Linked DNA regions of Homo sapiens: region 2 is linked to region 1. Evidence: read pairs that join two places in POLR2A ChIA-PET (ENCODE). Cell type or tissue: OCI-LY7. All regions are shown on one strand. Links, peaks and the distances in the headings refer to the core of each region. The heading gives the core; the rest is flanking DNA.

Region 1 (5,681 bases), core at 216-5,215:
AGTCCTCCCTCTACTAGGAGCCTACCACCTGTCATTAGGAAAGAAATTTAATGTCTTTTTCTTTTTCTTTTCTTTTCTTTTCTTTTCTTTTTTTTTTTTTTTGAGATGGTGTCACGCTCTGTTGCCCAGGCTGGAGTGCAGTGGCACAAATCTAGGCTCACTGCAACCCCTGCTCCCTGGGTTCAAGTGATTCTCATCCTTCAGCCTCCCAAATACCTGGACTACAGGTGTGCACCACCATACTTAGCTAATTTTTGTATTTTTAGTAAAGGCAGGGTTTCCCCATGTTGGCCAGGCTGGTCTGGAACTCCTGGCCTCAAGCGATCCACCTGCCTCGGCCTCCCAAAGTGGTGGGATTATAAGCGGAAGGCACCATGCCTGGCCAAAAGCTTATTTTAAAATCATATTTTCTTTCATTTAATCTTTATGAGTGGATTGTAGAAACCATGGAATTGCTTAAGATTGACATGTTTTCTGAACTAAAATGAGTGAAATGTGTATATTCATCATCTGACAAGCCAGTTGTTTAATGTAGTCAACATGCTTGTTATGTAATCACTTCTGGTTGTATTTCTAAATTCTGGGCCTCCCAACTTCTCTAGCAGGTCAAGCCAGGAGGACTTTCATGAACTACATCAGCATGCCAATCCCAACCATTCACTAAGATTCACTCTTAGATTTTGCTGGGAAATATAAGATACAAATAAAATTGCCAAAGTGACTCCTCATGGTTATATTATGCAGAGAGATAGACTGTTGTTATGTTGTTTCCTTAGAAATCATTACAAGCTGCTTCACGTGTGTGTGTGTGTGTCACAGTATATTACATGTGCAATATATTATACATGCAATATATTAAAAGATACAGGTTGGTCACTGTGGCTCAAGCTGTAATCCCAGCACTTTGGGAGGCTGAGGTGGGTGGATCACCTGAGGTCAGGAATTCGAGACCAGCCTGGCCAACATAGTGAAACCCTGTCTCTACTAAAAATACAAAAATTAGCCAGGCGTGGTGGCACACACCTGTAATTCCAGCTACTTGGGAGGCTGAGGCAGGAGAATCGCTTGAACATGGGAGGCAGAGGTTGTAGTGAGCTGAAATCACACCACTGCACTCCATCCTGGGCAACAGAAAGAGACTCCATCTTAAAAAAAAAAAAAAAAAAAGATTAGCAGGGCCCATTATCTCTTTCCTGAACTTTGTCTGTATCAAATTATTCAAGAATCTCATGGCCTGACACGGTGGCTCACGCCTGTAATCCCAGCACTTTAGGAGGCCAAGGCGGGCAGATCATCTGAGGTTGGGGGTTGGCAACCAGCCTGACCAACATAGAGAGACCTCATCTCTACTAAAAATACAAAATTAGCCAAGTATGGTGGCACATGCCTGTAATCCCAGCTATTCGGGAGGCTGAGGCAGGAGAATCGCTTGAACCTGGGAGGCAGAAGTTGCGGTGAGCCGAGATTTTGCCGTTGCACTCCAGGCTGGGCGACAAGAGTGAAACTCTGTCTCAAAAAAAAAAAAAAAAAAAAGAATCTCGGGCACAGGCTTTGGCCATCCAAATGGACAGTCCTGTTAACAAACACCAAAGAAAGAACTGATAAATCTGGTCATTTCTGACAACACGTGTTTTCTGCCACTGCTATTTCTATTATGGCCACATGGAGTCACTGTTGAAAACTGTCCAATGCTTTCTCACCCAATGCTAGGATGAAGCAATGCCCTGCTGTTTCAAATGTCCTCATAAAAACAGCTTACATTTACTTTGAACATACTGTGTGACAGTATTGTGTTGTGTCTAATTACATCACAATATGCCTGTGAATGTTGTTGTTATCCCCATTTTATGGATATGAAAATTGAGAAAATTAAGCAAAATGACCAAGGTCATAGAATAAGTGGTGATTCCAACACAGATTTGACTGACTTTCTAATCATTGTGATTATAGGTCCATCCCTTAAACTTGTTCATGCTTTTTGATCTAGTAATTCCATTACTAGAAATCTATCTGAATTAGAGATGCACATGAAGGTACATACAGGAATTTTCAATGCCATATATGTAGGAAAGTTAGAAGCAATCTACAGTTCCAATGTGAGGAGGGGACTACTTAATTTGTAATCTATCCACAGATTAGAATACTATTAGATTATAAATATAGATCTCTATTTATACATATGTTACATATAATTTATATGTAATATATAATATGTATTATACTACATATTTATATTATATATAATATAATTTATATGTAATATATGTAAATATAGATCTCTATTTTTATATGTTACATATATGTATACATCATATGTATATATCATATTTATGTTACATATGTTATATCATATTTACATGTGTTACATCTGATATATATTTTATGTAACAATATATAAACATGTGTAATATGTAAACATGTATATTATATATAACACATATATACATATTACATTGTATGTAACATATATGAAGAGATCTAAGTTTATATGTATATCACATATATATGTATATTTACATATATACACACGTATATACACATACACACACATATACACATACACACACACACACACACACACACACACACACACACACACACACACATATATATTTTAGAGACAGGGTCTACTATGATGCCCAGGCTGGAGTGCAGTGGTTGTTTACAAGCACAATCATAGGTCACTGTGGCCTAAGACTCTTGGGCTCAAGTGATCCTCCTGCCATAGCCTCCAGAGTAGCTGGAGCTACATACATGCCACCATGCCCAGCTAACATATTACATTTATTAAGTGATTAATATTAATATTAGCCACTTATAGTTCTAAGCATTTTAGGTATATTGGCTCAGTTAACACCCACAAAACCCTAGGATACAGGTAGTAATAGAATATTTTATCTAGCGTAAGAAATCATCATTATGAAACACTTCATTATTTTGGCCAGGTGTGGTGGCTCACACCTGTCTGTAATCTCAGCACTTTGGGAGGCTAAGCCAGGGGGATCACTTGAGACCAGGAGTTCGAGACCAGCCTGGCCAACATGGCAAAACCCCGTCTCTACTGAAAATACAAAAATTAGCCAGGTGTGGTGGTACGCACCTGTAATCCCAGCTACTCGGGAGTCTGAGGCACGAGAATCACTTAAACCCAGGAGGCAGAGGTTGCACTGAACCAAGATCACGCCACTGCACTCCAGCTTGGGCGACAGAGCGAAACTCCATCTCAAAGAAAAAAAAAAAGAAGTAGCATTAACAATTTTCTTATTTCCTCTGTGATTTCTTTTTCTAAGCCGTTGTTGCTATGGAGACCATGAAGAATCAGTGAGACTGAAAGTCATGTACCAGTGCCCATAGGCAAATGTTTTAAAGTGTGAACATTGGATTTTGGAATCTGACACTAATGTTCTTGCAGTTTGGCTTTGTGTATTCCCAAGTAAGTTTTCTTTCTGTTTTTGGGAGACTATAGTTTCTAAAGTTGGTCCAGGGAACTGATTCGTGAGTCAGAAGTATTTGGTGAGCTTACTAAAATATAGATTTCTGGGCTGCACCCTTAGAATTACTTCATCAGAATATCTAGAAGTGCGATTCAGGAATCTGTATTTTTTTTAAAACAAGGTTTAGCATTTATAAATGGTTTTAGCTAAAGCATGAGAACCATTACTGAAGACCATCACTGGATGTGTGCCAATAATTCATGGAATTCTAGATTTACTTTTTAATTTACTTTTCTTTCTCTCTTTTTTTGAAACAGAGTTTCACTCTGTCACCCAGGCTGGAGTGCAATGGTGTGAACACAGCTCACTGCAGCTTTAAACTCCTGGGTTCAAGCGGTCCTCCCCCGTCAGCCTCCCAAGTAGCGAGCCTCCATACCTGGCTAGTTTTTGTATTTTATGTAGAGACAGATTGTCTCCATGTTTCCCAGGCTGGTATCAAACTCTAGAGCTCAAGAGATCTTCCAGTCTTGGCTTCCCAAAGTGCTGGGATTATAGGCATGATCCACCACACCTACTCTTTGTATTTAATTTTCTGAAAAGGATATGGTCTTCTTTTTTCATTTTATTTCATTTTATTTTATTATTTTATTTTTATAGAGACAAGGTCTACCTATGTTGCCCAGGCTGGCCTCGAACTCCTGGGCTCAAGGGATCCTTCTGCCTCAGCCTCCCAACGTGCTAAAATTACAGGCATGAGCCATAACGCACAGCGCTAAAGAGTATGTTTTACCACATGAAAAACATCTCATCAAATCCAGTTATTGCTGGAGTTAAGCACTTTTCTCCATGCAGACCAAGTGGATGCTTTTTTTCTATGCTTGCTTCCATATTAATTTTTGACTTAGATTTCAGAGACTTTTATTAATTTACTTACATGTGATTTTCAACTGTGATCCCCTCTTTAGTAATGAGTTCTATGAACTTAGACCCCAATAATTCCATGAATTCAGATGCACAGTCACTCATACAAGTACAGCATTACTCATTTCTATTATTTTGTTTGTTTGTTTGTTTGAGATGGGGTCTGACTCTGTTGCCCAGGCTGGAGTGCAGTGCAGTCTGGAGCTCCCAGGCTTAAGTGATCCATCCCCTCATCTCGGCCTCAAGAGTAGTTGGCACTACAGGTGGATGCCACCATGCCCAGCTAATTTTATTTATTTATTTATTTATTTGTAGATACAGCGTCTCCCTATGTTGCCCAGGCTGGTCTTGAACTCCTGGGCTCAAGCAATCCTCCCCACTTGGCCTCTCAAAGTGCTAGGACTACAGGAGTGAGCCACCGCGCCTGGCCCACTATTCCTGCCACATTTAGTACTAACTCATGTCTTCTTTTCTTCAGAATAAGAAAGGAAGAAAAGTGTCCTTGGAAGAGACAAGAGACAAGAGAGATTGCTGTCCCGTGTTTCTTTCCTCTGCAGGCTGTTGTATCCTGTCAGAGCCATCTGTCACTGGATCTCTTAGGAAATGCTACTGCTGCCAGACTGTCTTGTGGGCAGAAGTGCCTGTACCTGCCAGTGGTTGCAAGGCAGAGGAAACAGCCTCTAGTTGGATGGGGACCAGCATCTGGGAAATACTCTGACTCCACTCCTGGGGATAGAACCCATGTTTTCTTCCTGGGTCAAGCCACTTCTCGTTGGTCTATGGCAATCCAGCTGGGTTAGGAAAAGAAAAGCCCGCCTGGGCAGCCACATAGCTAAAGGCTCAGGACATTAAACACTAGGCTTGCTCTTCTTTGTCCCAGTGTATTAAAAAACAAACACTCCATGTAGTTCCCTGAGACACAAAAACAGGCCTTTAAACTGACCTTTCTAAAGAAACTGTTAGCTGGGCATGGTGGCTCACACCTGTAATCCCAGCACTTTGGGAGGCCGAGGCAGGCAGATCACTAGAGGTCAGAAGTCCAAGACAAACTTGTCCAACATGGTGAAACCCCATCTCTACTAAAAGAAAAAAAATTAGTGGGGCATGGTGGCAGGCGCTTGTAATCCCAGCTACTCAGGAGGCTGAGGTAGGAGAATCGCTTGAATCCAGGAGGTGCAGGTTGCAGTGAGCCAAGATCACGCCACTGCACTCTAACCTGGGTGACAGAGCTAAACTCTGTCTCAAAAATAAAAAAGAAAGAAGGAAGGAAGGGAGGGAGGGAGGGAAAGAAAGAGGGAAGAAAGAGAAAGGAAGGAAGGAAAAAAG
Region 2 (5,681 bases), core at 387-5,386, 1.9 Mb after region 1:
ATGCAAAATAAGCCTCCCCCAGTCTTTCTCATCTCTGAGCTCCTATTATGCTTTCAGTCAACAGGAAGAATAGCTACCATTTATGGAACACCTAGTATGTACTAGGTGATGCAGAAATACTTTAAATGCATTATCTCAATTTTCGTGACAGCCCTGTTAGGTATTTCCTGTTGGGTTTAGAGAGGTTGTGTGACTGGCTTATGGCCAGGAAGCTGATAAGAGGCAGTGCTTAGTATCCCTAGTATCTATCTGGCCAGACACAGTGGCTCACACCTGTAATCCCAGCACTTTGGGAGGCTGAAGCGGACAGATTACCTGAGGTGGGGAGTACAAGACTAGCCTGACCAACACGGAGAAACCCTGTCTCTACTAAAAATATAAAATTAGCTGGGCGTGGTGGCACATGCCTGTAATCCCAGCTACTCAGGAGGCTGAGGCAGAAAAATACCTTGAACCAAGGAGGCGGAGGTTGCAATGAGCCAAGATCGCGCCATTGCACTCCAACCTGGGCAACAAGAGCACAACTCCATTTCAAAAAAAAAAAAAAAAAGCAAAAAAAGAAATCCCTGGTATCTGATTCCAGAGTGCAGTCCCAGATTGAAGTGAAGTGCGAACTAGAATCGAAGAAAGAGATGTTTAAGAGGGTTGGTAATGAAGGGCAAAGAGAGAGAGAAAGGGGTAGCTATTTGAAGTCAAGGGTTTCATTGTTTTTGAAAGTAGGAGAGATGTGGGCATGTTTGTATACTAAAAGCAAAGAATCATTTAAATGGGTTAATTTTAGGGCTGTCTTTTTCTGAGCCAGGCAGGAAAGAATGACAGCCAGAATGGACAGTGATGCAAAGAGTTAAACTCTCTTTGATGGGACAACAAGATTAAAAATCATAATACTGGTTTTGGTAGCAGGAGTCCGGATTCCTCATTTCTTCAAGCATTCAACAAATATTTATCAAATGTTTACTAAGAGCTAAGGCAAGACAGTTTGTGTTGGAGAAACAATAATAAACAAGATATGGTCTCTACATCCTCACGGGACTAATAATAAAGTGAGGTACTGTATTTGTATTTAATTGGGAAAATGTGAAATTAATATCTTTAAACCATGTAAATGCACAATGATCTCTACATTAAAAAGTGATGTAGTGCAATAATTTAAAGCATTCTGCAAAAGTATGAATACTGAATACATTATCACTTGAAGTAATCATTTCTAATCATTTCTCTTAACTTCCTGCTTTTTACTTTCATAATAAGCTACATAAAGAAATGACTGCAAACAATTCTTCCACCATAACATTTAGGTAAACAAACACTGGAAGCCCTTTATAGTATGTTGTTTTTTTCATCTAGGAAATGTTGGAAAGAAAATATTACAGTTGCCTTTCAATATATTTACTAAGGTGTCACAGAAACAATATCTGAAGTACTGATTTCCTTACTGAGTAATTTGTGCATGGAGGTCTGTACATAATCTTTAAGAACTATTTTTCACATAAAATAAAATCATTCAGAATATATTTAGAAACAATATATCTGTACCTTAAGAGAATAAAGGGCAAATTATCAATCTTAGCAAACAGTAGCAGGATGGACTCAAAGTTATTTCAGTTTAACTTTATCTTCAATATGAAGTTTAACAACAACAACAAAAAAGAAATGAAAAATGCATGATTCAATACAAAAAATTAGCTGGGCATGGTGGTGGGCGCCTGTAATCCCAGCTACTTGGGAGGCTGAGGTAGGAGAATGGTGTGGACCCGGGAGGCGGAGCTTGAAGTGAGCCAAGATTGTGCCACTGCACTCCAGCCTGGGCGACAGAGTGAGACTCTGCCTCAAAAAAAAGAAAGAAAATGCGTGATTTAAACAAATGGGACTATCTGAGAATTGTAGTTGCAGCAGTATTGGGATTTAAAAAAGATGTCACACAATACATTTTAGATTTTCTATGTAATCTAAATAGAATGTCTTTACACATTTATTGTGTAAATCCTAAGGTTTAGGTTTTCTATAACCTTAGGATTTACACAATAAATGTGTAAATGTATTGGGATTTACACATTTATTGTAAATGTGTAATGTGTAACTGGCCACACAGCACAGAAGTGGGTGGCAGGCAAGCCAGCAAAGCTTCATCTGTATTTACAGCCAATCCCTAGTGCCCACATTACCACCCAAGCTTCACCCGGCATTAGATTCTCATAGGACCTCAAGCCTTATTCTGAGCTGCACATTGAGGGATCTGGGTTGCATGTTCCTTATGAGAATCTAATGCCTGATGATCTGTCACTGCCTCCCATCACTGTCCCCACATAGGACTGTCTAGTTGCAGGAAAACAAGCTCAGGGCTCCCACTGATTCTACATTATGGTGAGTTGTAGAACTGTTTCATTATATATTACAATGTAATAATAATAGAAAGAAAGTGCACAATAAATGTAATGCACTTGAATCATCCTCATAGGGGGAGCACTCCCTCCCCTGGATCCATAGAAAAGTTGTCTCCCATGAAACTAGTCCCTGGTGCCAAAAAGACTGGGGACCACTGCTGTAAATCATCTGATCTTTTCCTCACTGTGCTGGCAAGCAGTTGATACCTCTATGACAGCATTTTAAGGAGGATACTACTAGTTGCAGTTGGAGAAGTGGTGGGATGCGTGAACAGGAAACTGTTGAGAAACTGAACTTGAAAAATAATAATTTACTCCTTAGCAGAGGAACTATTCGGTAGTCTCTTCCATGTCTCATCCCAACAATTAATTTCTCAGAATAAAAGTCTATCTTAGAAAAATGTACAAATTAAACTGTATACATTTTAGAAATATTTGGTGGTATTTATCTAAACTGGATTACGTTAAATTACTGTCAACCCATTAAATCCATTGACTGGCACATACTGACAGATTACTATGTGTAGGCCAGGCATTGGTGCAAGGTTATAAATGGTAGAAAGACAAAAACAAAGAACACACTACCTTTAGTGCCTTACCCTTTTTTTTTTTTTTTTTTTTTTTTTTTTTTTTTTTGGGACAGAGTTGACCAGGCTAGAGTGCAGTGGCATGATCTTGGCTGCAACCTCCGCCTCCTGAGTTCAAGCCATTCTCCTGCCTCAGCCTCCCGAGTAGCTGGGACTACAGGCGTGCGCCACCACACCCAGCTAATTTTTGTATTTTTAGTAGAGACAAGGTTTCACCATGTTGGCCAGGCTGGTCTTGAACTCCAGACCGCAGGTGATCTGCCTGCTTTGGCCTCCCAAAGTGCTGGGATTACAGGTGTAAGCCACTGCACCTGGCCAGTGCCTTACACTTTTGAGTAGATAGACTACTTAAGCATTAGTTTTACTAAGTAATGCACATACAAATCAGTATGGTACAGATGGTACATGATGGGTGAAGGAACAAAGGAACAAAATTTAGAGAAAAATTGTTAATGAAGTAGAAACATATGTTGGAACATTTAAGTACAATTTATTAGTGGGTGGTAGACAAAGACTGTCAGGGAGGAAGGGCTTCGAGAGAGAAAATATCATGAATTGCTTTTGCTTTTATAACACGAGGAAGGAAATTCTGTTTTCTTACTGAAACTTGGGGTACAGAATTATCATCTAATAAATTAAGATTAGTGAAATAAAATGTTTTATCTTTCACTATATTTATTCTTCTCCATGACACCTTGAGTAACATTGTGCCAATTGCTTAGGTAAGCACTGTGAATCTAGTTCCCCTTCCCTTTCAGAGCAGGGAAGGGAAAGTGAATGACTGGAAGCCCATGGAGTGGGATTCTTGGTGTGAAGACTCACTCAGGGAGTGAGAGAGGAGCATAGAGAATGGAGCCCTGGGGAATACCAACATCTAGAAGATACCCAGGACAAGAACAGAGGGAGAGGCTGGGACAAGCCTGGAGACAAGCCAAATGAGGTCAGCATTTCAAGGAGGAGATCAACGAGGAGAATCAAAAAGAATGAGGAGGTCACAGTAAACCCATTTTCTTTAGGACACCGTGGGAGGAAAATAGACTCTGTGAGCTGAGCCGTGAATTGGAAGTTATAGGCCTAGTGGTGCCTGCGCACGTTGATTAAACATTTACCGCCAGGCGCGGTGGCTCACGCCTGTAATCCCAGCACTTTGGGAGGCCGAGGCGGGCGGATCACGGGGTCAGGAGATCGAGACCATCCTGCCTAACACGGTGAAACCCCATCTCTACTAAAAATACAAAAAATTAGCTGGGCGTGGTGGTGGGCACCTGTAGTCCCAACTCGGGAGGCTGAGGCAGGAGAATGGCGTGAACCCGGGAGGCGGAGCTTGCAGTGAGCTGAGATCGCACCACTGCACTCCAGCCTGGGCGAGGGAGCGAGACTCCGCATCAAAAAAATAAAAATAAAAAAATTTACCAAAGCCCCCAAAAAAGTGATTTCCCAGTACCCTCCTATAATCATTGTTTAAGTACTTGTTCACAAGAATGAGACCACTTTGAAGTCAAAAATCAGTTAAGCTTCAGGACATAGCCAGGGACACAGAGTAGCTATCATCCTCAGCGCCTCCCATGTTAGAACAGAGTACATGACGTATCTTCCAGAGTTAAAGCTGTAGAAGCTTGGAAACCAAAGACCTACATGACTTCTCTACATGAATTACTGACACAGGTAAAAGCCACATCCAGATCTTAAGATTTCTTCTGAATTTGGTTTCCCAAACACGAGACGCATAAGACAAAAAATAAGACAGTTGCACTGCAGCAGCATGTATATTGGAACGAGATAATATTTTTTGTTTCAATTGATTTATTTATAATAAGGTTAACACTTTGTGTTTCTGTTTCTTCTGGTCTTTTCTGGTTTTGTTTGTTAGTTTTGTTGTGGTTTTGACACAGGATCTTGCTTTGTGGCCCAGGCTGCAGTGCAGTTGTGCTATCACGGCTCACTGCAGCCTCAAACTTCTGGATTCAAGTGATCCTTCTGCCTCAGCCTTCAGTAGCTGGGACTACAGGTGCGTGCCACCATGTCTGGATAATTTTTTAATTGTTTTCTAGAGACAGGGTCTTGCTACGTTGGCTAGGCTGATCTTGCACTCCTGACCTCAAGCAGTCCTCCTGCCTCAGCCTTCTAAAGTGCTGGGATCATAGGTGTGATTCACCATGCCTGGCCCCATTTGTTAGTTTTTGTTTTTGCTTTTCATTGGCTGGTTTTACAATATAGAGATAATACAGTTTATTCTGTTTTGTGGCCTTCTCAATAAATTTTTTTTTTTTTTTTTTTTTTTAGACAGAGTCTCACTCTGTTGCCAGGCTGGAATGTAATGGCATGATCTCCACTCACTGCAACCTCCACCTCCCGGATTCATGAGATTCTCCTGCCTCAGCCTCCCGAGTAGCTGGGATTACAGGTGCCTGCCACCTTACCCAGCTAATTTTTGTATTTTTAGTGGAGACAAGGTTTCACCATGTTGGCCAGGCTAGTCTCGAACTCCTGACCTCAAGTGATCCACCCGCCTCAGCCTCCCAAAGTGGTGGGATTACAGGCATGAGCCATCACGCCCAGGCTACTTCTCAGTATAATTTGAGAATGCTCCCATCTCATTAAATACTCTTCTGAGACTATTATTTGACAAAGATACTTATCTAGCATCTGTAAAACAATTTACTTAAGAATTACCCTCTTAAAGTATAGAATGCACTGACTTTTCATTGTT

The links. ChIA-PET counts read pairs that join two places held together with the same protein. Peaks named below come from ENCODE experiments on the same cell type or tissue, not always from the same donor. Only the 100,000 strongest peaks of a DNase experiment are listed, where the experiment ranks them.
Region 2: POLR2A ChIA-PET joins it to region 1 with 7 read pairs; 1 of 35 experiments calls an interaction of 5 or more read pairs at or near these places.

The regions. Positions count from the first base shown.
Region 1 is chr10:30,412,523-30,418,203 of GRCh38, forward strand. No RefSeq gene overlaps it. Among named protein-coding and RNA genes, the nearest start is that of MAP3K8, 19 kb to the right of the region's middle. In OCI-LY7, for the core only: CTCF peaks have their summits at 1,665 and 1,869; DNase peaks (open chromatin) are centred at 1,679 and 3,309; H3K4me3 peaks cover 595 bases; H3K27ac peaks cover 1,205 bases.
Region 2 is chr10:32,352,623-32,358,303 of GRCh38, forward strand. All of the region lies in intron 1 of EPC1-AS1 (EPC1 antisense RNA 1), which reads left to right. It also overlaps a transcript of EPC1 not described here. Among named protein-coding and RNA genes, the nearest start is that of EPC1-AS1, 8.1 kb to the left of the region's middle. In OCI-LY7, for the core only: no CTCF peak of the experiment used is centred there; no DNase peak of the experiment used is centred there; H3K4me3 peaks cover 856 bases; H3K27ac peaks cover 761 bases.